Linked DNA regions of Homo sapiens: region 2 is linked to region 1. The links are chromatin loops, found by intact Hi-C in ENCODE. Cell type or tissue: heart right ventricle. All regions are shown on one strand. Each heading gives the region's core, and the rest is flanking DNA. Links, peaks and the distances in the headings are about the cores only.

Evidence for each region. Peaks named below come from ENCODE experiments on the same cell type or tissue, not always from the same donor. Only the 100,000 strongest peaks of a DNase experiment are listed, where the experiment ranks them.
Region 2: it touches region 1 in a loop (7-fold over the local background); 2 of 110 quality-filtered maps call a loop at or near these places.

The regions. Positions count from the first base shown.
Region 1 is chr20:64,042,601-64,058,170 of GRCh38, reverse strand. SOX18 (SRY-box transcription factor 18) reads left to right here and starts at 8,532. Exons shown (of 2, transcript NM_018419.3): 1 at 8,532-9,012; 2 at 9,209-10,589. The coding sequence starts at 8,655. The coding sequence ends at 10,005. It also overlaps a transcript of TCEA2 not described here. RefSeq lists enhancers at 1-401, 402-1,091, 4,542-5,231, 7,980-8,661, 11,733-12,653 and 2 more, promoters at 8,392-8,652, 7,755-8,652, 7,547-8,655 and silencers at 8,793-8,842, 15,498-15,570. In heart right ventricle, for the core only: a CTCF peak has its summit at 7,472 (motif pointing right); DNase peaks (open chromatin) are centred at 4,060, 6,480, 8,112 and 8,549; H3K4me3 peaks cover 7,910 bases; H3K27ac peaks cover 7,725 bases; H3K27me3 peaks cover 4,449 bases.
Region 2 is chr20:63,680,884-63,691,103 of GRCh38, reverse strand. It overlaps RTEL1 (regulator of telomere elongation helicase 1), which reads right to left. Exons shown (of 35, transcript NM_001283009.2): 15 at 5,507-5,581; 16 at 5,232-5,313; 17 at 3,334-3,466; 18 at 3,054-3,167; 19 at 2,925-2,965; 20 at 2,718-2,803; 21 at 2,499-2,576; 22 at 1,972-2,049; 23 at 1,456-1,602; 24 at 1,239-1,354; 25 at 894-1,017; 26 at 663-810; 27 at 157-299. RTEL1-TNFRSF6B (RTEL1-TNFRSF6B readthrough (NMD candidate)) reads right to left here. Exons shown (of 38, transcript NR_037882.1): 15 at 5,507-5,581; 16 at 5,232-5,313; 17 at 3,334-3,466; 18 at 3,054-3,167; 19 at 2,925-2,965; 20 at 2,718-2,803; 21 at 2,499-2,576; 22 at 1,972-2,049; 23 at 1,456-1,602; 24 at 1,239-1,354; 25 at 894-1,017; 26 at 663-810; 27 at 157-299. Among named protein-coding and RNA genes, the nearest start is that of TNFRSF6B, 11 kb to the left of the region's middle. RefSeq lists a cis regulatory region at 1,783 and enhancers at 1,711-1,855, 6,941-7,665, 8,392-9,116. In heart right ventricle, for the core only: no CTCF peak of the experiment used is centred there; DNase peaks (open chromatin) are centred at 3,953 and 4,423; H3K4me3 peaks cover 1,292 bases; H3K27ac peaks cover 5,877 bases.

The sequences.
Region 1 (15,570 bases), core at 4,034-12,033:
GAAGAGGTCGGGTGCCTCTGACCTGCGGGCCGCAGCCACTCCGCTATGACAGGAGCCCCGAACCCTGACATGCTCTAGTCCTGCGTGGAAGCAACTACTGCAGGCGGAGAGGTGTAGGCCCATCCTGGTGATCAGGGAACCTGCAATCCGGTGGGATGGTCCCGCCCCCGGGCAGAGGCAGGTGACTGGCCCCAGAGCCTGTGAGGAACAGTGGCCTCTAGGTGGCAGGAGTGAGCCACGGACGGGTGGGCCTCACTTCACCACCACCCCACCCCCAAGCCCCAGGGAGGTCCAGGTGGTTCCCAGCAAGAGCCACAGCTGCCCCCCAGGACTGTGAAGTGGCCGAGGTGAGAAGGTGGCCAGTCCTAGAGAGTGGCCTCGTTTGTGAGGGCTGTGGCGGCGACCAACCCTGAAACTCCCCAGTGCCCCTGGTCCCGGGTCCCTCAGGAGCTCTGGACTTCTGGGACCTTGCTCAGAGCATTCTCGCCCCCCAGCAGACCCCTCCTGGAGCTTACCGACCTCCGGACTTCCTCCTCCACGGAGCTTCCCCAGCAAGCTGCTCAGGGCCGCCAGACGCTCCCGGGCCCTCAGAATTTGCACCCAGAGGCTGACAGCATCAGAACCATCGATTCTCCTGTGGGGCCTCGCCGCAGGGTGCTGCTCCAGCCCCTACTCCCGCCCTCGGCAGCTGAAGAACTTTCCCTCCCCTGTGCGCAGGCACACATGCACACGCACACACGCAGGCGGGAGCCTCGCACACACGGGGAGCCACTGCGGACTGGTTGGCGAGTGTCTGTCTCTCACCCGGCCCAGAGGCAAGGCCTGGATCCCTCAGCCGCGTTAGGGCTACGGTTAATGTTCGGTTTCGGTTAAACCCTGAGAACAGGCGGAAATGCACGTAGCCTGAAGGGTGGCTCACAGCGGAGGCAGTGCCCACGGAGGAGAGGGACGTTCACTCACCCGCTCCAGGCGCTGGTCCTGGGAGCCACAGCCACATGACGTGCAGGTGGAGGGGAGAGGCCTCCTGACTAGGAGCTGCCACAGGGTGAGGAGTGCCTCACTCCCCTTCACGGACCCAGCGGCCGCACGACACCAGGCTAGGTCTCTGTGGTCACCTGCAGCCAGCCTCACCGGGGGCCGAGCCCCAGCAAACAGGAGGGTTCCATCTCCTCCTCCAGGGTGTCCTCCACACTCGACGTCTTTATGGACAGGGACATATGGATAGGCCTTTAGGAATTCTCTGTGGGCAACGGGGCCCTGTCCTGAGGGCTCTAAGGGGGAGATGTGACCCACCTTGGAGGTCTGAGGGGGCAGCCCTGGCCCCAACAGGCGTCTGGGGAGAAACCCCTGGTCCACCCCACAGGGCCAGCCGCACCTTTGGCCCAAAGGCCTGCCCCTCCCCCATCCTGAGTCCAGGAAACGTCGGAAACTCAGGCCATTTATTTTTCTATTTGTGTCCCCTGCCCCCTGCCCGCCCAAAGCCGGCCATGACCCCAGTGGCCGCTATCCATGCTTCCCCTCTGGCTGAGGCAGCGCCGTGGTGGGAAGGCTCCCGCTGCCAAACTCACACGGAGCCCCCCTTGCTTCCTGCAACCACAGAGCGGGGGCTGGGGATCCTGCAGCCCCAGGAGCCCCCACCCCCTGCCACCCCATGGGCAGCCCTCCCACAGCCCAAGCACCTAGGAGCCGTCTCTGCGCCCCTTTCCATCAGACCCTCCAGCCCACCTTGGGGGCTCTGCCGAGCTGTGACCCCAGTGGACCCCACCCAGGCCTCCCTTGGATGCCCCCACCAGCAGGGCAGCGACGGGGCTTAGGTCCAGCAAGTGCTCCCCTGTCCCATGCGCCAGCAGAGGAGGGCAGGGGATGGGGACTGGGCCCACTGCTCCTGGCTATGCCACTGCAGCACCCGGCTCTCTGGACCTCAGTCGCCCAGTCTGTAGAATGGGAAGAGCCACCTGCCCAGGGCAGCGTCTCTCGGAAAGTCCCCAGCCCAGCCCATAGCCTTGGCCCAGTCCCAGCTCCCTCCCACAGAAGCAACGCTGGGGGAGGCAAGAGGCATCCCCAGAGGCCAGTGGCGGCCCTGGCGGCCTGCTCCAGGCTTGCTCTAACAATGCACTTCCCCCACACAATTCCCAGAAATGCAGCCCTGCCAGCCCGCCAGCCTGGCGGCCACTCCACCCTCCCCTTCCCCAGAGGCCCCAGGCAGCCGTGGGGTCGGGGCTATGGGTGAAGCCTAGAGACCTGACTCACAGGGCAGCAAAACCAGGGTTCCCTGAGGCGGCACCTCCCAGGGGCCCAGGCCTCCCAGAGAGAGACCAGGGAGACTCCTGGGGCAGCCAGATGGGGTCTGAGAGCAAACCTTGGCCAGGCTCCCGCCGCGGCAGAAGCAGAGCCCCCTGCCTTCTGGCAGGGGACTGCCCGTCCCTCCTGCCCCGCACAGCCCCGTCTTCACGTAGCAGCTGAGCTGAGGCAGATCACACTCCACTCAGAACCTCCCAAGGTCCCACCTCACTCAGAAAATGCAAGACCCTCCCAGAGCCAACTCAGCCCCTTGTTCCCTCTGAGCCTCATCCCCTCCTCTCTGCACCCCCTGCTCTGCTCACACCAGCAGACTTCCCTGCCCCAGGGCCTTGGCACATGCTCCTCCCTCTGTGAAAAGACTCCTCCCATGAACCCCCAAGGGCAAAAGCCACGTGTGGCCCTGACACAGCCCCTCCCTATACCTGATGAACCCCCAAGGGCAAAAGCCATGTGTGGCCCTGACACAGCCCCCCTCCCTACACCTGGCACCCCAAGTTCTGGCTTGTTTGTGGATTTGTTTTTGGTTAGGTTTGTTTTGTTTCGTTTTTGTTTTTTGAAACAGTCTTCCTCTGTCGCCCAGGCTGGAGTGCAGTGGTGCGATCTCGGCTCACTGCAACCTCCACCTCCCGGGCTCAAGCAATTCGTGTGCCTTAGCCTCCCTACTACCTGGGATTACAAGCATGTGCCACCACGCCCAGCTAATTTTTGTTTTTTGTTTTTGCTTTTGTCTGGAAACAGAGTCTCACTCTGTCACCCAGGCTGGAGTGCAGTGGTGCGATCTTGGCTCACTGCAACCTCTGCCTCCTGGGTTCAAGCGATTCTCATGCCTCAGCCTCCAGGGTAGCTAGGATTACAGACATGCGCCACCACGCCTGGCTAATTTTTGTATTTTTTTTTTTTTTTTTTAAGTAGAGGCAGGGGTTTCACTATATTGGCCAAGCTGGTCTCGAACTCCTGACCTCAGGTGATCCGCCCACCTTAGCCTCCCAAAGTGCTGGGATTACAGGCATGAGTCACCACACCTGTTTGTGGATTTGTTGATTGTCTGTCTCTTCTCACCATAATGGAAGCTTCCCACAGGCAGGGACCTGTCTGTTTTGTTCTCTGCCAAATTCCTAACCCCTAAAACAGGGTCTACTACACAACAGGTGCTCAATAACAAATGGATGGATAGATGTTGCCTGTCCCTGAGCAAGAAGGGGTGGATGAGCCCCCAGAACACAGGCCTGCCCCCTCCAGCCTATGTGGCAGCCCCAGCTGGCTGTCACCAATGCCAGGACAAGCAACAAAAAGAAACACACAGCTTCAGGCATCCGGCCCTGCAGTGCCCCTCCGTGGCTGGGAGACAGATGACCCCTGAGGATGTTCTCCCTCTCCCGACTTACCAGCCTGGCAGGGGAGAAGGAGGCTGGGCCAGCCCAGGACAGGGTAGTCAGAGTGGACACTGCCCTCCAGGGACCCTGGGGACCGGAGTGTGCTAACACATGCCCCACGGTGCAGGGTACACTGAGAGCCCCATCTGGGCCTCTACAGAGCCACAAATGGACTGGGGCTCACATAAGCACAGGACCAGGTCACCCACAGACCCAAGCCCAAGTCACCACGGTCTGAATAAAGGCAGCCATACAAGCATGGAGGTGGAGACAAGGGTGGGGCCAGCGGAACTTGGGCAGGAGCTCCCAGCCAGTGGGGGCCGGGGCCGCAGCACAGAATGTCTGGCGCCTGCTCAGCCCAAGCTGGCCCCAGGCCCCCTCCTGCAAGGCCGGCCTTCCTTCCTGAGCTGCAGTTTCCTGGCCCCTCCCTGCTGTTGCCTCAGAAACCCGGAGCAGCCCAGCCCCCCAGCCTGCTTCCCATGGAACCCCCCCAACACACACACACACACAAACATCACTGGGAAGGCCGCACAGCAGGCAGCAACACCCAGGGACACAAGCGGCCCTGCAGCCGCCCCCAGGGCAGGACACCCCAAGGGCCACACAATGGCCCCCACGGAGCTCAAGCAGCTGCTCTGACACCCCGACTCTTGCCCAGTGCCCCTAAAAGTGGGCACAGCCCTTGATAACACCCTAGGTACATGCCCACCACAGCACAACACCCCAGAATTTGAGAACAGCTTCCACATCACCAGGGCCCTGGGAGCACCTACAGAAGCCCCGCTCGCCGCAGATGACCCGACCCCGACTGTCCACAGCACATCTGCTACCCGAAGCCCAGCATCACCCTGTGCATTCAGCACTCCCACCCCCACCAGCCCCCTGTGGCCCTCGACCCAGAGAAGCCCCTACCCCTCTCGGTCCTGCTGGCCCTTAGCACCGAGTAGAAGAGACCCTGACACCACACGACGACTGACACCTGACACCACACGACGACTGGCACATCACCCCTTAGACTACAAAAGCACCCCACTCACACCGCACACCCCAGCCTGCAGGCCCCAGCACAGCCCCCTGCACCCACACCTTCAGACCCTTCCCCACTCGCACCGCAACCCCAGCTCTGCATGCAACTCTCGGGTCCGCTGGACTGCGGCAAATCGTCAGGTGAACCCTAACCCCACACCTAACAGTTGAGAGGCGCCGCCCAGGTGAGCAGGAGCATGTGCACCTCTCATGCCTGCTCATGCCTAGGAAAGCACAGGCACCTCCTGCCGCCCCACCTGCCCTCTCCCAGAGTTGAGGCCGGCAGCTATCGGAAGCCCGGTGACGCTGTGCACACCAGGACTGAGAGCTGGAAGGCACGGAGCCAGGAGAAGCCTCTGTCCCTGGGCAAGGGCCACCTGAACCGGACCTGTCATTGGCCAAGAGGGACATGCACACAACTGTGTCCACCTGGTGCTGAGGCGTCAGGCGGCCTCGTCACAGACCCTCGCCCCAGCTTCACATTCTCCCTGCCCTGGCCTCTGCCATGTCTCACTAGGCCTGGAGCCGCCACCCCAGGACAAGGCCCACTAAATACAGAGCTCCTGAGGAGTCAGACATGCCTCCACGGGTCCCAAAGGAAGCCTACCGAGGCAGCAGACAGAAGGAGACCAAGATGCTATGGCCTCTGGAGGACAGTGGCTGGGAGGTCGGGGGCTCCCTGTAGGAAGAGGTGTTCAGCTGTGGGCAGAAGGTAGGATCTGAACTGGAGAGAGCCGAGGTTCGGGAGGCCAGAGAGCCCCCTCCACCTGAAACTGCATCCAACAGGAACCCCCACCTTCACCCTTGAGGAGCAGGAGGGTCCAGGCCCTGCGGGACTCGGTAATTGGTCCCAGCCTCGCTGCTCTTGCAGCCGCAGGGGCTGGGCTGGTGGGATCCTGGGAGGTCTGTGCCCAGGCAGTGGCTGGGAGGTCCTGCCATCCCGGCCCAGAGCCGCGCCAAGCCAAGCTCCCACCCAGAGCCACGGAGGGGGACTACCCAGCATCCTTTGCGGACCTCACTCAGAGGCCGGGGTTCCTGTCCAAGCTGAGGGAGAGGGGCAGGTGGCAGGCAGGAGGACAGTGTCCACTCAGTGCCCAGGCCAGCCCCACCCTTGTAGAGAAAGCTTGCCCCCAAACTCTGCCTTTCTGACTGGGGCTTGGGGGCTACAGATAGGCTCCTTCCCAAGGGTGGGCCATAGCCCACCTAGTCCAGGACAGACTGAGGTGGGGTTCCAGAGGCAGAGGAATGCCCCTAGACTCATGAACTGCCTGCCCTCTTTTGGAGAATGCTGGGGCCCAAGCTCAGTGGCCAGAGAAGCCTTGGGGACCCTCCAAACTTCACGGAGCAGGACCCCTGGTCCTGGACCTATTATGGGTCCTCATCTCTTCCTGGGAACGTCCAGCTTGCCTGGCTCTCAAGGCCCTGGGCAGCCTCCAGCACTAGAGTCCCCCTCACCCCACACCCAGGCAGACAGACAGACACAGGCCACACACAGATGCACAGACACACATCGGATGCCCCTCCCTCAGCACAGCTGGCCACACCCACACCATCCCCTCTACAGCCCTGGCAAGTCCCCCCAGCCCTGCGGCTCCAGATCACGCCACCCTGGCTGTGGTCCCTACCCCCACTTTGTCCCATCTGGACACTGGGCCAGGGCTGCCAGCCTCCTCCCTGCCACGCAGAGGGAGAGGAGCACCTCAGGAGGCTCCCCGCCCAGCCCCGACTCACAGGACATGACAGCCGGACACCTGAGTCCACAGCCCAGCCAAGAGGGTGGGTCACTGGCTGGCGCCAGGCAAGGCGGCTGCTGGTGGGTGTTGTGGGGGACGTGGAGGCGATGAGGTCATGCCGGACACTGCCTGCCACTATGTTTAGAGCAGCTCCAGTGACTCTGGGCTCTCGGGGGTGGCAGAGGACCAAGCAGGGCCCCCAGGGAACTGCAAATCCTTCCCCACGTGTGAGGGCTACTGCAGAGGACCCCGAGGACCTCTTTCCCAGGCCGCAGTGACCAGCCACTGCCCAGGCTGAGCCAGGCCCTGGTGACCCCTGACTGCAACCCTAAGGTTGTGAGTAGAGAGAGCTTCCGCCAAGTGGTAGCCCTTTGGGGTCTTCGCACGGCTCCCCACCCCCCCTGCACCCTCCTGCCAGCTGCCCAGGAGGCCCACCCACACTGAGACTCGGCCAAGGGTCCAGCCACCCATACTGAGATTAAAGGAGGACTAGCAGCATCCGGCAGAGGCCTGTGAGCCCCTCCATCCCTGTGGCCACAACCCTGCCTGCCTCCCCAGAAAAGCCAGGGGCCGCACCTCCTGGTGCCCCACGGGCCCCCCATTAGCCAGCACTGGCTCAGTGTCTGTGAACGAGGTGCTAGGCCCGTGGGGCAAACTGGAGGGACGGGAGATCTGGAGACCAGACTGGGAGACCCAGCCCCGTATGCTGGGACGATGGGCGTCGAGACAGACTGTGATGTGGGGCTTTGGGGAGGGCTGGACACCGACCGCGACAGCCCTCGGTGGGAGTGCCCCTGTGGGGGTGCTGGCCTCAGGGCAGGAGTGCCCCTGGGGACAGTTCAGGAACAGCCTCTAAGGGGCACTGCAAGGCCCACGTGGGGCCCACCCCATTCATAACACAGGCTGGATGTGGCCTAGCGAGGCTGGCAGGGACAGAGAACCAAGAGCTTCTGGCCACACAGGCTCAGGGTCACAAGACCTGTGGCCTCTACCCATGGGGCTCCCGGCATAGTGTGGCGGGGGGAGCTGGGGAGCCTCCAGGCTATGAGGAGATGTGCCGCGAGGTGGCGAGATTCTGACCCTGCCTGGAGGGCTGCTGGGGACACCCAACCCTTCTCCAGTAGAACCATGCGTGGCAGTGGGAGGGGAGGACCTCCAGAGGGAGACCCTCAGCTCTGGAGCCCAGATCCCCTCCTGATGGAGTAGGAAGGGGACAGTGAAAATTCAGGAAGCTGGACGCTCCTCCGGAACCCGCCCCCGCCCAGGTCAGAGGGTCCAGGGAGGGGCCAGTGGGAAGGACCCAGGTAGGCCCTGCCTCTTGCTGCAGCGGTGGCCTGGGCTGGGCAGGGGAGCCAGCAAGCCACTGAGGGTCCCAGCCCCTTCCCCAAGGGCCCTTGGGGGGCAGGGAGGACGCCACAGCCTCTGCGTCCCTGCTCCCCCTTCTCTTTGTGGGCTCCGTCCAGGGCCTCTGCTCTCTCCCTCCCTGTGTCAGCTTTGCCTTGTGCCAGAGTTGGTTTGGGAGTGAGGACAGAAGACCATCTTGTCCCATAAAGGCACTCAAAGTCCCTGGTGCTGACGGTTACACATGGGTGTAGAGTTTCCAGCATGGGCGCCCCTGGGGACTCAGAGCGCCTCCCCAAAGACGGGGCCTTTTCTGAAGGCGCTGCACTCCAGGAAGGACTTACCGGCTGTTGGGAAGGCAGCCTCCCCAGAACTTGGTGTGAAAAAGGGCCCTCTCCTCCCCATGGAGCCTCCCAGCGGGGGGCGGGGAACGGCAACCAGCGGGACACTGCCGCCCTCCCCCAGTTACTGCCCGGGGGTCCGACTCCGTGGGTGGGTGGCAGCTCGCCTCCGAAAGTCTGGCAGCACCGGCCCTCATCAGCAGCCCTTTCTTTCCCACCCGGGGGGTCTCTCCTTCTGAGAGGTCGCGGGGGAGGTGGGGGGGCTGTGCGCGGGGGAGGCCTCAGCGGAATCCCGCCCGGCCTGAGAAGAAAGGGAGCCCCCGGGGAGGAGGCGGCCCCGACCCGCCCCCGCCCGCCCGCCCCGCCGCCGATTGGCCCTGAGCCGCTATATCTGGGCGCCCGCCCGGCCCGAGGCCACCGCCGTCCCCACCGCCATCCGCCCTCCCGGCCTGGCCTGCCCTTGCGCCCGGCTCCCCAGTGCCCGCCGCCCGCCCGCCGCGCTCCCGCGCTCCGTTCCGCCCAGGCCGCGCCCAGCTGGAATGCAGAGATCGCCGCCCGGCTACGGCGCACAGGACGACCCGCCCGCCCGCCGCGACTGTGCATGGGCCCCGGGACACGGGGCCGCCGCTGACACGCGCGGCCTCGCCGCCGGCCCCGCCGCCCTCGCCGCGCCCGCCGCGCCCGCCTCGCCGCCCAGCCCGCAGCGCAGTCCCCCGCGCAGCCCCGAGCCGGGGCGCTATGGCCTCAGCCCGGCCGGCCGCGGGGAACGCCAGGCGGCAGACGAGTCGCGCATCCGGCGGCCCATGAACGCCTTCATGGTGTGGGCAAAGGACGAGCGCAAGCGGCTGGCTCAGCAGAACCCGGACCTGCACAACGCGGTGCTCAGCAAGATGCTGGGTGAGCGGCGGGAGGGCGGCAGAGAAGGGGGAGAGGGCGGGGGGGGCTCGGGCCGGGGTGGGGCGGGGGGGGCAGGGGTCCCGGGCCGCGGGGTGCGGGGGCTGCGCCAAACCCTCGCGGGGCGTCCCGGGCGCACGGAGGGCTCGGCGCCCACCCGCCCGACGGCGTTCCACTCACTGGCGCCCACGGCCCGCAGGCAAAGCGTGGAAGGAGCTGAACGCGGCGGAGAAGCGGCCCTTCGTGGAGGAAGCCGAACGGCTGCGCGTGCAGCACTTGCGCGACCACCCCAACTACAAGTACCGGCCGCGCCGCAAGAAGCAGGCGCGCAAGGCCCGGCGGCTGGAGCCCGGCCTCCTGCTCCCGGGATTAGCGCCCCCGCAGCCACCGCCCGAGCCTTTCCCCGCGGCGTCTGGCTCGGCTCGCGCCTTCCGCGAGCTGCCCCCGCTGGGCGCCGAGTTCGACGGCCTGGGGCTGCCCACGCCCGAGCGCTCGCCTCTGGACGGCCTGGAGCCCGGCGAGGCTGCCTTCTTCCCACCGCCCGCGGCGCCCGAGGACTGCGCGCTGCGGCCCTTCCGCGCGCCCTACGCGCCCACCGAGTTGTCGCGGGACCCCGGCGGTTGCTACGGGGCTCCCCTGGCGGAGGCGCTCAGGACCGCGCCCCCCGCGGCGCCGCTCGCTGGCCTGTACTACGGCACCCTGGGCACGCCCGGCCCGTACCCCGGCCCGCTGTCGCCGCCGCCCGAGGCCCCGCCGCTGGAGAGCGCCGAGCCGCTGGGGCCCGCCGCCGATCTGTGGGCCGACGTGGACCTCACCGAGTTCGACCAGTACCTCAACTGCAGCCGGACTCGGCCCGACGCCCCCGGGCTCCCGTACCACGTGGCACTGGCCAAACTGGGCCCGCGCGCCATGTCCTGCCCAGAGGAGAGCAGCCTGATCTCCGCGCTGTCGGACGCCAGCAGCGCGGTCTATTACAGCGCGTGCATCTCCGGCTAGGCCGCCGGCGCCGCCCGGGTCCCTGCAGCGCTTCCTCCCGCAGCCCCCGCGACCGATCCGACCGCGTCGCTGCCGCTCTGCTCTCTCATACGCGTGTATGTTTGGTTCCATGTCACAGCCCCCTAGGAGCCAGTGATGCTCGGCCTTGCGCCCGTTCCACCTCCCAGGCCACCCTTCCTGGGCTTCTGGGCCACCTGCCCTCGGGGGGCCCCTGCGAGGGTGCCTGGAGTTCCCACGTGTCCCGGGGCTTTTCCAGGAAGCCCGAGCCCAGGACCTGTTGGCAGAGTTGCCAGGGTTACATTTTTGAAGCACCTGCTCCTTTTCTTGCAGTGTATTTTCTACAACCAGATTGTATTAATATTTTTTACTTTGCCCTTTTAAAAAATATACCTAATACAATATATTTAATTTTTAATTAAACTCTTAAACTTTTCTTCCAAGAAGTTTCAGTGATCAGAAGCGTCACTGTGGCAAAGACTTTTGCAATGTGAGGAATACAGATGTTTGCTTTCTATAAAGGAGGAGCCTGGAGCTGGGTCCCCGGACGGAGAGGCCACAATAAATCCTCGGGCCTTTCCTCTGCACACTGACATCTGTGGTGTTTGCAGGGAGGGAAAAGCAGTTCCCCAAATAGCCCTGGACGCCCCTTCCCTCCGAATCGCCCCCAGGGAGCCTGACTCCTAGCTTGAACCTCATAGCACTCCTTCATCCTTCCGTGACACATCCCAGAGAGCGTGGGTAGCAGGCATGGGTCCACACTCCCCCCCAGCCCTCCACTCCCCTCCTGTCCCACCCCCAGGTTAACTCAAGCCTATCGGAGGTCAGACTATACCAGCAATCCTGTCACACCCCCGCTAGGGTTTCATCGCCCTTGCCTCCACCTTAAAACTTCCATGCCCAAGGACTGCCCAGTACGGCCCCCTTTCCTGAGGGAGGCTGGCAGGTTGGCAGCCCACATGCAGACACAGACTCCAGGGTCTCCGTCAGCTGTTCTAACTCACCCCAGGGAGGACAGCACCATGCTACACCCACAGCGCTCCCCCCACCCGGGTGACCTGTCCAGCTCTGCCCAGAGACAGGTCCGATGGCCAAGGCAGGAGAGCACAGGCTTCACATCCCAAGACCCCCCAACTCTGGAGTCGTATCTCACTAGCCCCCAGGAGGACTGGACACCCTCTTTCTTTTTCTTTCTCTCTCTTTTTTTTTTTTGAGACGGAGTCTCGCTGTGTCACCCAGGCTGGAGTGCAGTGGAGCAATCTCGGTTCACAGCAAGCTCCACCTGCTGGGTTCACACCATTCTGCTCAGCCTCCTGAGTAGCTAGGACTACAGGCGCCCACCACCACACGTGGCTAATTTGTATTTTTAGTAGAGACGGGGTTTCACCGTGTTAGCCAGGATGGTCTCGATCTCCTGACCTCGTGATCCGCCCGCCTCGGCCTCCCAAAGTGCTGGGATTACAGGTGTGAGCCCAGCGCCCGGCCTGGACACCGTCTTTCCATGCTGACCTCTTGGTCCTCTCGACCTCAAACCCACGTGTTCAGGGAAGTTTGGAGTAATCACCCCCAAAAGTGAACACCCAGACACAGACACACTCCCTAGGGCCTGGCAGGTATAAGCCAAGAGGAGGGGCATGCACCTCCCTCCTGGGGGAAGGGCATATCCTGCCCCAGCACCCCCTCTGCATAGGTGGGGAGTCGGTGGGGAGAGCTGAACCTTTACTGCCCTGGTGTGGAAACTCACTCGCGGCTCAGCCTCCCAGGTACGGGGGAGCACACGCCTCTGAGAGTGTGTCTGTGGTTCTGCATGCGTGTGAATGAGACTCCCAGTGTGGCCCTTCATGCAGGTGACAGTGTGTGTGTGGCATATGGATGTGCAGCAAGCCTGGGGCGGGATGGACATGTGCCTGCTACCTGAGTGTGTGTGTGGAGGGGGTGGGATGGGGCTATTTTACAGGTACCCTCCCCTCAAGCAGGGCATGTCACCTCTGTGTTAATCAGCATGAGTGCCACCCCTCAGATGGGCCCCCAGTAGGGGCTGCACCTGGGGCCCCTTCCCCACCCCATTGGCAGCAGAGCACACAGAACTCAAAGACAAAGGAACAGAGACACGCAGAGGGGACAGACACAGACACGCTGAAGAGGGCAGGAGACAGGCTCAGAGGTAGACAGAGATGCACCAGGCAGGCAGACACAGCCCACAGGACACCGAGGTCATCGCCCATGTCTTCCAAGCAGTCTGCCAGCACACAGCAGGGAGGCAGAGACGGTGAGACCCAAAGGGACACAAGCCACATCTGTCTTTCGGTGGAGGCGGGGGGAGGGGGGTCTCTGAGGCACCAACATGGACTCTTCCTGGGATCATACCATGAGATAAATGCTCACACCTGTGAGAATGCAAGCCACACCCAGCTCTCGTGCCCACCAACTCCTGCTCTGGCCCACCCCCTGGAGCCCTGGGGTCAGCAAGCCCAAGATGCACCCCCTTCCATGGGGACCTCAGCCAGAGGGCGACCCAGCAGCCAGAATCCGCAAGTGGCTGGCCCAGGCATGAGACCACCTGCCCCTCCCCCAACCCCCAACCAAGGCAGGAGAGACAACAGACCCAGCCTGTCCTGCTGCCTAAATTCATGTGGACAGCCCCTGCCCCCGGCCTCCAGTGCCTCCCTGTTTGGGCTGGGCATCTCCCCAGCCACGCCTTCCCCGGCAACTCCCACAGACACAGACAGCCTGGGGAGGCCACAGTGGCAGTCCCATGGCCAGCACACATCCCCTATTCTGGACTCCTCACCCCCACTGCAACCCCCTCTAGGCCAATGGGGTGGAGAGCTTGGAAGATACCTTGGGTGGCAACACAGCCTCATGGTCTGTGTGAGGAGGGGACAGAGTGGGTACCTGTGAGAAGTCCCTCCCCCAAGTGCCAGGGTGGGGGGCTAGTGAGGGGCCCGAGCTGAAGCAAGTCCCAGCCCAGAGGCTGGAAATGCCCAGGAGAAGGATCAGAAGGGGACATGAAAGAGGCTTCCACTGAGGGCACCGGGTTCCAATAGCGGCTCCTCGGCAGCGGTGGGTGGGGTCTCCTTACAGGGCCTCTCCCAGGGCCCAGCCCAGGGATCTATCTCCCCTCTACCCGCCAAAGGCTGAACAGCCCCAGGGCCTGGGTGCTCCATCCCTGGCACCAGCTGCACACCCCTCCCGCTCCTGGCCCTGTCTGCCTTCTTCCCTGAGGCTCCAAGGGAAGTCTCCACCCTCCTCCTGCTGAGTCAGGCCTTAGATCCTGGTGAGAAGTTCTAGCAGCCCTGCCTGGCACTGGCCACAGCTCCCCTCCCGTCCCCCATGCCCAGGACCCAGCTTGTCCCTAGAGTGAACTGAGCGAGGTGTTGAACTCTCCCCAGCAGGCAGCCCAGGGGCAGAGTCAGAGAAAATGGGGGCTGAGAGCGGCTATGGTGCACCCCTCTCCCAGCACCAGCACAGACACACATACACACCCAGCCACACACCAGACGAAGAGCACATTTCACCCCAGCAAGGTCCTGCTGGGGCAGGCAAGGAGGGCACATGTGAAGACCTTAGCCCCCCACCACTCCGCCCCCACCTCTCAGCAGGAAAAGCACCCCAGAAAACCCAACCGCTCCACTTACGTTCTACAAAACCTACATAAAATTTAAGGATACAATGGAGTGGTTTTGTTGTAGTCACAAGGCTGGAAACCATCTCCACTGTCTTATTTTAGAGCATTCTGTCTGTTGCAGTCAAATGCTCTACCTCGGAGCTATGCTCCTTGTTGGTTTGCTGTAGAGACTCCTATGATTCTCAGGCTGGTCTTGAACACCTGGCCTCCCAAAGTGCTGGAGTTATAGACATGAGCTACCACACCTGGCCTTTATTTATTTATTTATTTATTTATTTAGAGAGGGGTCTTGCTATGTTGCCTAGGCTGCCGGAGTGCAGGGGCTATTCACAGAAACGATCTCAGCGCCTGCAGCCTCGAAAAGTGACCCTCCCTGTCTCGCTGGAACTGCAGGCGTGCGCCCCCACACCCATCTTTAATTTTAGAGCTTTTCATTACCCTCAAGAGAAACCCATTACTCCCTATTCTTTCCTGCCCCCTGCCCCTGATAAACACTAAACTGCTTTTGGTCTCTGTGGATTTGCAGTGTCTGGCCTGGATATTTCTTGTAAGTGGGATAATATACTATATGTGGCCTTTCGTGTCTGGCTTGGTTCACCCTGCACACTTTCAAGGTTCGCCCATGCGGTGGCCTGTCAGCGTTCCATTCCTTTTGTGGCTGAGTAACATCCCCTCCTTGTATGAATATATCACATTTTATTTATTCAGCGACTGATGGACACTGATGGTTTTTACTTTTCGGCTATCATGAATAATGATAGTGTTATTGATAATGATAATGAATAATGAATAATGTTGCTATGAACATTTGTGTACAATGTTTTGTGTAGATGTGTTTTTATTAAAATTACAAAAATGCGTATCTCTAATAACAAAGTCTGAACAATATGTTAAGTACCTGGAACCCATGCTAGAACAGCTGCCCTGGAAAGGGGGGTCCAGAGCTGCAAACCTCCAATCCCAAACAGGCCCCCTCAAAACTAAGGCCCTACAGGGACTGGCTCAACCCTCCATCCAGCCCACCCACCACTTCTGTCCCAGGCCAGGTGGGGAGCCCCAGGAGCCAGCTCCAGGCGTGCAGAAGGCGCAGGGTCTCACCTACGTTCTTTTTTTTTTTTTTTTTTTTTTTTTTGAGACAGAGTCTCGCTCTGTCGCCCAAGCTGGAGTGCAGTGGTGCAATCCCGGCTCACTGCAACCTCCGCCTCCCGGGTTCAAGCGATTCTCCTGCCTCAGCCTCCCGAGGAGCTAGGACTACAGGCGCCCGCTACCACGTCTAGCTAATTTTTGTATTAAGTAGAGACGGGGTTTCACCATGTTGGCCAGGCTGGTCTCGAACTCCTGATCTCAAGTGATCCACCAGCCTCGGCCTCCCAAAGTGCTGGGATCACAGGCGTGAGCCACCGCGCCCGGCCAGGTTCATTCTTGCTGAGACTGCTCTGGCCCGCTCCCGCTCCCCGCAACTCCTGTTCCCCGGGACCCCACCCCATCCTCCCCGACCCTGCTCCCTCTCCCACAACCCCCGTCCCGTCCCCCACGACCCCGCCCCGTCCCCCACGACCCCCGTCCCGTCTCCCACGACCCCCGTCCCGTCCCCCACGACCCCGCCCCGTCCCCCACGACCCCCGTCCCGTCCCCCACGACCCCCGCCCCGTCCCCCACGACCCCCGCCCCGTCCCCCACGACCCCCGTCCCGTCCCCCACGACCCCCGCCCCGTCCCCCACGACCCCCGTCCCGTCCCCCACGACCCCGCCCCGTCCCCCACGACCCCCGTCCCGTCTCCCACGACCCCGCCCGCCAGCGCGAGAAAACAGGAAGTGGCGGCGCTGGAAGCGCAGGAAGCGGCGGCGGGCGCGACGCTTATCTCGGGCCGCAGCCCGGACCCCTGGCCTCAAGCCGGGCAGGACCTGCTCACCTGGTGGGGAGCCCCGGCCGCCTCTTC
Region 2 (10,220 bases), core at 242-8,241, 360 kb after region 1:
CCAGGCAGCTGGGATCCCCCGCCCGCTTGCCCGCCTGCCTGCCAGGCAGGGGATTTACAGGGGTGTGTGGGGAGGTGCCTGAGGCCAGATGGGCGGGGTCGGGTTGGCCTCAGGAGACAGAGGGTCTGTGTCCATCCCAAGGCCCTGGAACTGTACCTGCTCCTCGCCAGGGCTCCCCGCCCGCTGTTCGCTGTGCTCCAGGGCGGCCAGCAGCCCCCTGGGCCTCTGCCGGGCAGGAACTGGCTCCTGCTCATACTCCACACACAGGCTACTCTCGGGGTCCCCGGCAGCTGGTGACCCTGCAGGGGCACCCGAGTGCGCAGTGAAGCCCACGGGGGGCCCCAGCTGGGGTCCCTGCCTGTGGCAAAGCCCCTCTTGGGGGAGAGTCCCAGCACTTGGGGTCCTGCCTGTGGGTGTCCTCCCTGCTATTGGGGGGAGTCTCAGCCTCGGGGGGCATCCTTGCCTGGGGCGTTCTCTGCCTGTAGGGGAGGGTTGCAGCCCGTGGGGGCCCTGCCCTAGGAGGGAGAGGCAGCCTTTGGAGGTGGGAGGGGAAGCGCACAAAGCCAGGTGAGTCGCCTCCGCCCTGGGCGCCTGGTGCTGCCCGCCCCACGCCGCCCGCTCCGCCACCCCCACACCGCCCACCCAGCGCTGCCCGTCCGCACCTGAGGACCTCTGCTTCAGGCTGGGGACATGCAGGTCCAGACTCTTAGCTTTCCTGGTGGAGAAGAAGGGGCCAGGCGACTTGGCCTCGCTGACAGCATCTTCTCCACGCACACTGGGTGCTGTAGCCCGGGGGGCCGGCGCTGGCATCTGCAGAACCATGGGGGTGGGTGGACCCATTTCTGGCTCCTCTGGGGACAACACCCTCATCCCCTCCCTGGGCAGGAACTCACAGTTCGCTCGGCAACACGGAAGAACTGGGCCACGTCTCGGATGACATGGCCAAAGTTGTCATACACCCTGACGTGGGGACGCACCCAGGAGGGCAGTTGGGCTCTTGCGTCGGCAAAGGCGAACCTGGGGGGTGGCCATAGCCCTGCTGCCCTGCCCACAGCCGCTTCAAGGGTTCAGTTCACCGAAGTGAAGACCCTCATCTGCTGCAGGGGCCCCACGCTGACCCCGAGTAGCCGGAGAGGCTCTGGAGGAGACGGGGCCTCATGTGGGGAAGGAGAGTCCAGGGGCCCAGTGGGGTGTGGGCGTGTCCCCTGGCGCCGCGCCTGCCACCGGACTGCACGCACCTGTGGTCACAGAGGAAGACAGCTCCGTAGTCCTGGCGGTGCCGGATCACTCGCCCGATGGCCTGGTTCACAGCCCTGGACGCCTGCTGCCGGTACCACTCCTGCCCAGAGAGGAACTGTGGGGCGAGGCGGCTCGGTCACGGGGGCTCCCTTGGCCACGGGGCGGGGGCTCAGTCACCAGACCGCCTTACCCCAGCCCCACCCTGCTGTAACTCACCTGGCCCCCAGCCCCACCCTGGCCCTTCATCTCATCCAGGAACTGCATCTTGAGGACAACCCGGGGGTCCATGCGTGGGGGGTACGGGAGGCCCGTGACAATCACACCACGGCCATTCGTGTCTGAGAAGTCCAGCCCCTCGCTGGCCTAGGGGACACACCAGGGAGCTGCCTGGGGCCGTGGGGGCTCCTCTCCCTGGTGCCCACACCCAGCCCAGCCACCTTCCCCGAGGCTCCGTCCCCAACCAGGGGTGGGAGGAAGCTCCATCTGTGGGTCAGGACCCCACTTGGGGTCCACAGCTCCCAGACGCCACCTCCAACTCTTGTGGCCAGGAAACTCCCATCCTGCCTGCCCAGGCCCAGAGCAGGACACGCTCCCAGCAGGGCCAGCAGTCGCTCTCGTGGGACCCAAGGAGGGGACCGGGCAGCCCCCAGGGCCCAGAGTCTGCTGGGGAGCCATAAGCACCCACCAGGGAACAGGCAACCAGGTCAGGGCAGAGGGCCCTGGAGAGCTCACCTTGCCCCGGCAGACCGCCAGGAAGGTGGCGCCGGTGGACCCAGGGGCGGCAACCCTTGCATAGTAAGCACTGATGGTCTGGAAGGAAAGTTGGTGAGGCTGAGCCTGGAGCCCCCCCCCAGCCCCTTCCTCCCCCATGAGGGAGACCCAGGTCTCATGCTCCAAGATGAAGGATCGTCCTAGCCAGGAAGGCCAATCGGGTTCTGGAAGCTTCTTCCTGGCACGGATCCCAGGCTGACCCCACGCCTGCTCAGTGCTTCCCAGAAAACACGGGGAACCCCAGGGCCAGGGTGGCCGACTAGGGCTACTCAGACAGGAGGGCCACTGTTACCACACCCACCCGGTGCTGGGGGCTTTGTAAGATAAGAGGCAACACTCAGGGCCAGGAAGGAAACGCAGGAGCCCTGAAGAGGCAGCGGGAGCCGCCGGAGCCCATGGTCAGGGCCAGTGGTCAGCCTTGGGGAAGCTGTGAGAGGCAGGGGAGGCACGAGGGGGCAGCAGGCCCAGAGCCCCGGCCAAGTGCCGACCTCGGAGAAGCTGCCTTTGCTCCTGGGCTCCACAAACAGCGGCTTCAGCGCCTCCATCTTCCTGGCCAAGTCGCGGGCCTGTGGGAGGAAGAGGCAGGGACACGGCAGCCCTGGTCACGCCGCCGATCCGATGAGGGCAAGCAGGAGCTGTGACCACTGCCTGCTTCATGCTCCAGCCCTGCCCTCACCCACCCCGCCCAGAACACAGGGGAGACGCACCCGCCAGAACTCCAGGCTCTTCTCCATGACAGGATAGGAAGGGAAGAAGATCAGGAGCCCATAGGGCACCACGCGGGCGATGTTGCCTGGAAGTGCAGGGGCCGGGGTCAAGGCAGGGGCAGGATGTCTGCAGGGTTCCCTACCAGCTCTTGGGAGCAGGGGTCCAGGATCCAGGATGGGCACAGCTGGGGCATTCAGGGCACTCACCCAGAGCCTTCCCCAGGGAGGATAAGCACTCCTCGGAAAACCTAGAGCCGGAGAGGCCACTGCTCAGGACCTCAGGCCTCAGTGCTCCCCCACCTCCCACCCCAGCAGGGCCCAGGGACAGGCCCTCACCGTCTGTCAAACGCGGAGCTCAACTGGGCTCCATCGGGGCCTCTGGGGACGACCCCCACCCAGATCTGGTGCTTGTCGATGATGTGTGGGTTCTCCAGGCAGACTGGGAAAGGGCTGAGCGTGGCCAGAGGGAGCAGACAGTGGGGAAGTGCACCAGCACCCCTTTAGCCCTCGAGGCCCGAGACCCCCAGCACCCGGCTCATGGGGACCCCCACCACTTCCACCCCGCTGATGTCAGAGGTGTCACCGGTGCTCAGGCCCTGGCAGGGGTGGCCCGTACATCTGCATCTCCAGAGCAAAGGAGGACACCGGGGCCAGCGTGCCGCTGGTAAGGATGAGGGAGCGGACGCCCTGGCGGACCAGCTCGTGCATGCTGTGGCCGGGACTGAAGCACCAGTAGCTCAGCACCTTCCCTGTGGGGCGGGGGGCGGCAGAGGGCACAGAGTGTGAGGACGGGACTGGGGGCCTGACCACCTGCCTCTCTGCCCATCACCCTCTCCACCCACTGGCATCAAGCAAGCGAGCCGCGGGCAGCCACCCAGGCCCACTGTGCAGAAGTCAGAACAAAGGAGGCTGCCCTGAGTGTGAGCCTGCCAGCTTGGGGCCCCTCTGGGGGACAGGGGGTCCTGGGAGTAGGAGGCAGACCCCAGGCAGAGGCTGGGGACACCTGCAGAGAGGTCAGCCCACTCCAACCCTAAACTTCTGCAGAAACTGTGACATGCGGCTCAGGGCAAGAAGCCCACCCCGCCAAGAGCACACGGGAAGGAAGCGCCGGCATCCCGACATTCCACGGCCGCGTGCAGAAGACGGGGTGCGAGTTCCCAGCTCTGCCTGGAAGCAGGACACGTGCACAAGCCTCTGAGTGGCGTCAGCAGTGAACAAGGGCGCCAGCTCAAAGGAAGTTCCTAGAAGGGCTTGACCGACTGGCCACGGCGGCCGTGGCCTGGGGAGGAGGCTGAGTCTGGATGCCGGATGCCGGGAATTCAACACGGCACAAGCAGAACGACTCTGACTGCGATTCGGAGTCAGCAGGGACGAGGCACGTTTCCTTCCTGGGGCTGAGTGTGCCCTGCAATGGGGGAACTTCCCCACCCCCTCCTCCAGGAGCTCATTTCCTACAAACGCCCAGTGCAGGGAGTGGCTGCTTCTGAGAAGTCAAGTGACATCAGAGGTCAATGGAACAAACAGATTCCAGGCCCTTGGAATCTGTGCACCGGCTGCCTCAGGCACGCACTGCCTCCCGCAACCCCAACTGCGTGAGGGGCGCCGGCCTCCCCCCGGGATGGACGCTTCCTGCTGGGAGAGGCCTTGCTGCAGGACCATCACCGAGCGGGGGTCAAGCCACGCCACCCTGACGCCCTCCCAGCCCTTCCCTTCCGGCTCGGCCAGGCAGACCCAACCACAGCAACCGCACAAGGGCTGCTTCAGCCAGGGCCACGTCATGCCACCATGGGTCGGACAGCAGCTGAGAAAGAATGTTCCAGAGAGGGACGAACCAAGCCCAGAGGCAAGGCCCCACTGGAGCACAAGGCAGGGGCAGCAGCTCCCGCAGCTGCAGCCGTGAAGCCCCACCCTGGACACCACGCAGTGGGGGTGGGGCCAGATACACCCCAAGAACCACAGGGCTCCGGACACGGAGCCGAGGGCACACTCACAGACCCCATCCACACAGCGTCCCCGGCAGCACCGACTCGAAGACGCCACGGAGCACAGGAAGCCAAGAAGGCACGTGGGGCCTCGGGGCTGAGCGCACCAGGGGCTTCGGACAACAGGGCCAGCCGGGCCCCCTTCAGATGTGACCCTGAGGCTTGGCCCGGCCAGGCGCTGCGTGGAGGCAGCAGGCAGAGCCGTGCCTCACTGTGGAGGCTCTGTGCTGACGGCCTCGGCATAAACGAGCGTGTCCCAGCAGGGAGGCCTGGCTGGGCTGTGGCTCTGCCACCACCAACCAGGTGACTCTGGGCAGGTCACGGTGCCATCAGGCCATCTCCTACGTCTCTCAGTAACTCCAATCTTCAGAGGGACAGTGAGGAGAATGCTCTGGATTGGCCTGGATATGGAGAAGGTGGCCAGGCCCATGGGGGCAGGAGATCCACGGCTGGGCATGTGCCTAGCCTGTGGCATGGTGGTGCCGGGCACTGCACCCGGGCGGGCGGGGAGCGTGTGGGCCCAGGTCTGTACCTCGCTTTCTGGCTGCAGTGGTGCTCCAGGCATCAGACCGCTGAGCCGTCCTCCGGTGACCAGCATCAGGATGGATGTGCACCTGGAGGGGACAGGACCAGGAGTGTGGAGGCCCCGCCCATGTCCTGGGGGCAGCCCCTTACCTTTTAGGACCAGAAGACCCCCAGCCCCACCTGCCTCCTGGAGGTGGCCCCCACCTTATAGGACTGTAAGGCCCCCAGCCCTGCCGGGGAACAAGGGCTGCCCTCCACCTGCCTCCTGGAGGTGGCCCCTACCTTATAGGACTGTAAGGCCCCCAGCCCTGCTGGGGAACCAGGGCTGCCCTCGGAGGGGTCCACACTGAACACAATCTGAAAGGCAGAGGAAGTGCAGCCCCGTCAGGAGCCTGAGGCCACCCGACTTTCTGCAGCATCAGCCGCATACACAGAAGGTCACAGGACACCCAGGGGTCATCGGTTCACCGGCCCCTGCCATCATGCAGCCCCAGGCCAATGGACAGGAGCTGGCACCTGCCTGACCCTTTCTCCTCCCTGCAGGGACCCCCGGTGAGCTCTGTGTTCCCCCAACATAGGCCATCTCCATGCACTGAAAATGCGGCAGCCCGAGGGGCCTCTCCTCCCGCCAACTGGCCCAGCCCTCCTCTCTGTGCCCCTGAGGGCCCCAAATTAATCTAGAAATTCAACATGGCCTAGTGCAGTGGCTCAGGCCTGTAATCCCAGCACTCCGGGAGGCTGAGAGGAGCAAACTGCCCGAACCCAGGAGTTCGAGACCAGCCTGGGCAACATGGTGCAACCCCAGGGTGTTCACCAAAAAAAAAAAAAAAAAAACCTAGCCGGGCATGGTGGCATGTGCCTGTGGTCCCAGCTACTTGGGAGGTTGAGCTGAGAGGATCCCCTGAGCCCAGGAGGTTGAGGCTGCAGTGAGCTGTGATGGTCCCACTGCACTCCAGCCTGGGCAACAGAGAGACCCTGACTCAAAAAAAAAACAGGAATTCAACACATTCTAGTCAAAATCACAGTAAGATTTTTACAGGAAGTAGACACGCTGACTCCAAGATGCACTATGGAAAAAACGTCAGGGCAGGTTTCAAAAGAACAAGAGGCCGGGCGTGGTGGCTCACACCCGTAATCCCAGCACTCTGGGAGGCCAAGGTGAGAGGATCACCTGAGGTCAGGAGTTCGAGACCAGCCTGGCCAACATGGCAAAACCCCATTTCTACTAAAAATATCAGGCTGGGCACGGTGGCTCATGCCTGTAATCCCAGCACTTTGGGAGGCGGATCACGAGGTCAGGAGATCGAGACCATCCTGGCTAACACGGTGAAACCTCGTCTCTACTAAAAATACAAAAAATTAGCCAGGCGTGGTGGCAGGTGCCTATAATCCCAGGTATTTGGGAGGCTGAGGCAGGAGAATGGCGTGAACCCGGGAGGCGGAGCTTGCAGTGAGCCGAGATCGCGCCACTGCACTCCAGCCTGGGCAACAAGAGCAAAACTCTGTCTCAAAAACAAACAAAAAGAAATTGGTTCAGGCCAACACCAGGACTTACGACAAAACCACAGTGAACAAAAACATGAGGAAAAGTGTGGCAGGTGCCCAGTGGAGTTGGGGGAAGCCGAGCCGCTCGGTCAGCGCACAGAACCACCGGTGTGGCGTGCTGGGAAAAATCAAGGTAGAGTCTGCCTTTCACACCCCCACAGGTGACGTCAGAAGGCATGGAGGCCCAGACACAAAGCTCCGTCACTCTACAGTGCAGTTTGGAGAATACACAAGACCCGGTTTAGCATCTTGGTCGGGAGGCACAAGCTCAGAACAAAAATCTGACAAGGAAACATGTGTTCACCAAACCTGTCATGAAAATGGAAAAAATGACCAGCATGAGACAAGGAAAGAATATGTATGTCGGCATGGGATCCTCAGAACTTAGAGAGAGAATATGTATATGGGATCCTCAGAACTTAGAGAGAGAATATGTATATGGGATCCTCAGAACTTACAGAGAGTATATGTATATGGGATCCTCAGAACTTACAGAGAACCCTGCAAATCAATGGGAAAGGAATGATGCCTGCACTAGGAGAGGAGCGCGTGACGACCGTTCCTGGAAAACGAGCCAAAAACGGCCAGAACAGGAACGCAAAGCCCCCAACAGGCTCAGCAATGTGGCCATGTCAGCCAAGCCACCGCCGTCAGAGCCCCGCCGCAGACTTGAGGGAGTTCTGCTGGGAACACCAAGAAGCCGGAATCATTCACAGAAATGCGGAGAAGCCGAACTAGAGAACACCGGGGGGCAGACACCACGGCTGGAACACAGAGACTTGGCAACATGCGTGGATTTGTGCAGGCGTGCGTGCGTGTGTGCGTACTCTGCATGCATGTGCACGTGCCTGGGTACGCACAGAAGGAGAGAGAAATTTCCTTCCGTTCCTTCCTTCCTTCCCAGCCATTTTCACTGTCAAGACAGCTAAACACAGGGCCTTGTGTTTTACCAAAGCATTTGGCCCACGGGGATGGAAGTAACAGAACAAGTTCACCCCCACGCTGGTGGCTGCCATGAGCAGGGCTGAGTCTGCCTCAGGAAACAGCTTCCTTCGAAAAGCCTTCTGCTGGGCAGGCATGGAAGCTCTTGCCTGTAATCCCAGCACTTTGGGAGGCCAAGGCGGGCAGACTGCCTGAGCCCAGGAGTTTGAGACCAGCCTGGGAAACATGGCAAGACCTCATCTCTACAAAAAAATTTTAAAAATTAGCTGAGTGCGGTGGTGCACACCTGTGTTCACAGCTCCTCGGGTGGCTGAGGCAAGAGGATCACTTGGGCCCAGGAGGTTGAGGCTGCAGTGAGCTGTGATCAAGCCCCTGCACTCCAGCCGGGGTGACAAAGCGAGACCCTTTCTCAAAAAAACACCACCACAAATCCCCCTGTGCCTCAGCCCAGGGCAGCTCCGGCCTCAGGCAGAGAGGGATGAGGACCCAGCAGTCTCACGGGGGCCCAGGGGCAACTGGTTCCCCAACACGGGCCAGCACTGCCCAGAGTTTGCCTCCAGCTAAGCCCTGACTTCCGAGCACACGGCCTGACCCTGCCTGGAGTTCGCCTCCAGCTGAGCTGTGCATCCCACATCCTCTTCCTGGGGCCACTGGCCCCACTCTGCCCCCAGGGTCACCTGTGACTCAGGGCTGCAGGCCCAACCCAGCACCAGCCCTATGGGCACCGCCCACACCTGCAGGGGCTCAGGAGCCAACGCGGGTGAGCACTGTGTGCAGTCCCTCATCCTCCAGGCACCCGAGGGCTGGCAGAAGCTGAGTCATCCACCAGCGGCTACTTAGAGCAGCAGCCAAAGGAAATTCCAAACCGATGGAGTGTGCAGGATTCGGTTCCAGAGTGTGGAGTCTTCTCCTTAAGTGGGGGCCTGGGAGGCCACGTTCCAGGATCCGGTTCCAGAGTGTGGAGACTTCTCCTTAAGTGGGAGGCTGGGAGGCCGCGTTCCAGGATCCGGTTCCAGAGTGTGGAGTCTTCTCCATAGCTGGGGGCCTGGGAGGCCGCGTTCCAGGATTCGGTTCCAGAGTGTGGAGTCTTCTCCATAGCTGGGGGCCTGGGAGGCCGCGTTCCAGGATTCGGTTCCAGAGTGTGGAGTCTTCTCCATAGCTGGAAGCCTTGGAAGCCGCATTCCAGGATTCAGTTCGAGTGTAGGAACCTCAGAAGCCACATTCTAGGATTCAGTTCCATAGTGTGGAGGAGACTTCTCCATAAGTGGGAGCCTGGGAAGCTGTATTCCAGGGAGGGACAGGCCCGGGCCAGCTCACACCTGCCCTCCAGGCCCTGGGCTGCAGGGCTACCTCGCCTGGCCATGTGCTGGAGGTGCTTTGCAGTGACCCATCAGGGACATGGAAGCAGGTCCGCCTGATAGGTGCACGGCCTCCTGCTTGAAGAGCCAACCACACTCCATGCGGGACAGCACAGCAGCCCTTGGCAGGCAGGAGCCACAGACAGAGGGGTCTGGGCCTGGGATGCCCACCGTGCCTTTGGGGAGGAGTTGGGAGGACAAGGCAGTGCTGTCCTTCCAGCCCCAGCTACCGCACAGAGAAGACACAGGCTGTGGCGTCACTGGCCACAGAGACGGCCACAGTGGAGGGAGGGCTGAGCCTGGGCCCCACCACCCTGTGCCCACCCCACCTGGTCCCTGCCCAGGTCTCGCCCCCGCTCAGAGCTGCGTCTGTGAAGGAGAAGGCAGTGCCTGCTTGTTCCGGGATCTGCAGCTCCATGCCCAGCAGCATGCACAGGCCAGCCATGCATCCCAGGGTTCTTCTGCGGCCTCCCCCAGCTCAAGCACCCCACAGGCCAGATGGACACTCATGAAGCTGTCATAGCGCTGGGCAGCCCTGCCTAACCCTGCCATGATCTCGTGTGGCCAGCAGGTACAGCGTGGGCAGCACAGAGGAGGCCTCACAGGGCTCCACACAGCCACCTGTGCCTTGGCTTCCCCAGTCAGGGACTTCTGAGTCTGCTTCTAAAAAAGCCACCGAGGCCCCGGAGAGGCAACGTGCCCAGAGCACCCAAAATGGGGCGTGCCCTCCACAAACCGGACAAGCACCTCTACGCCAGGGAAAGCAGGTGCTGCCATAGGCATGGAGCCAGAAGCAGACCTCACATGGGACGGGCATTGCAGGACAGGACGGGGCCAATGAGAAGGGGGCCAGGGTCGCACCCCCAATCATGGGCTCCCAGGGACACCCCTGCCGGGAACCTGCAGGGTCCCCATTTGTCTGTCCCTGGAGAAGCTGTTCAGGAAGCCGCGTGTGTCCAGAGCTCTTCATCTGCGTGCAGCTGGGGCTGCTGGGGCTGCCAGCAGTGGGTCCCCCCTGGCCTGAGGGCCCGGACAGGGCAGGAGCGGCTCCCCGGCCCCCACTGTCCTTTGCGTCCTCCCTCACCAGCATCACCCTGGGCATGTGCCACCAGACCTCGTCCTCCCCCATCCCTGCAGGAGGCCCAGTGTGG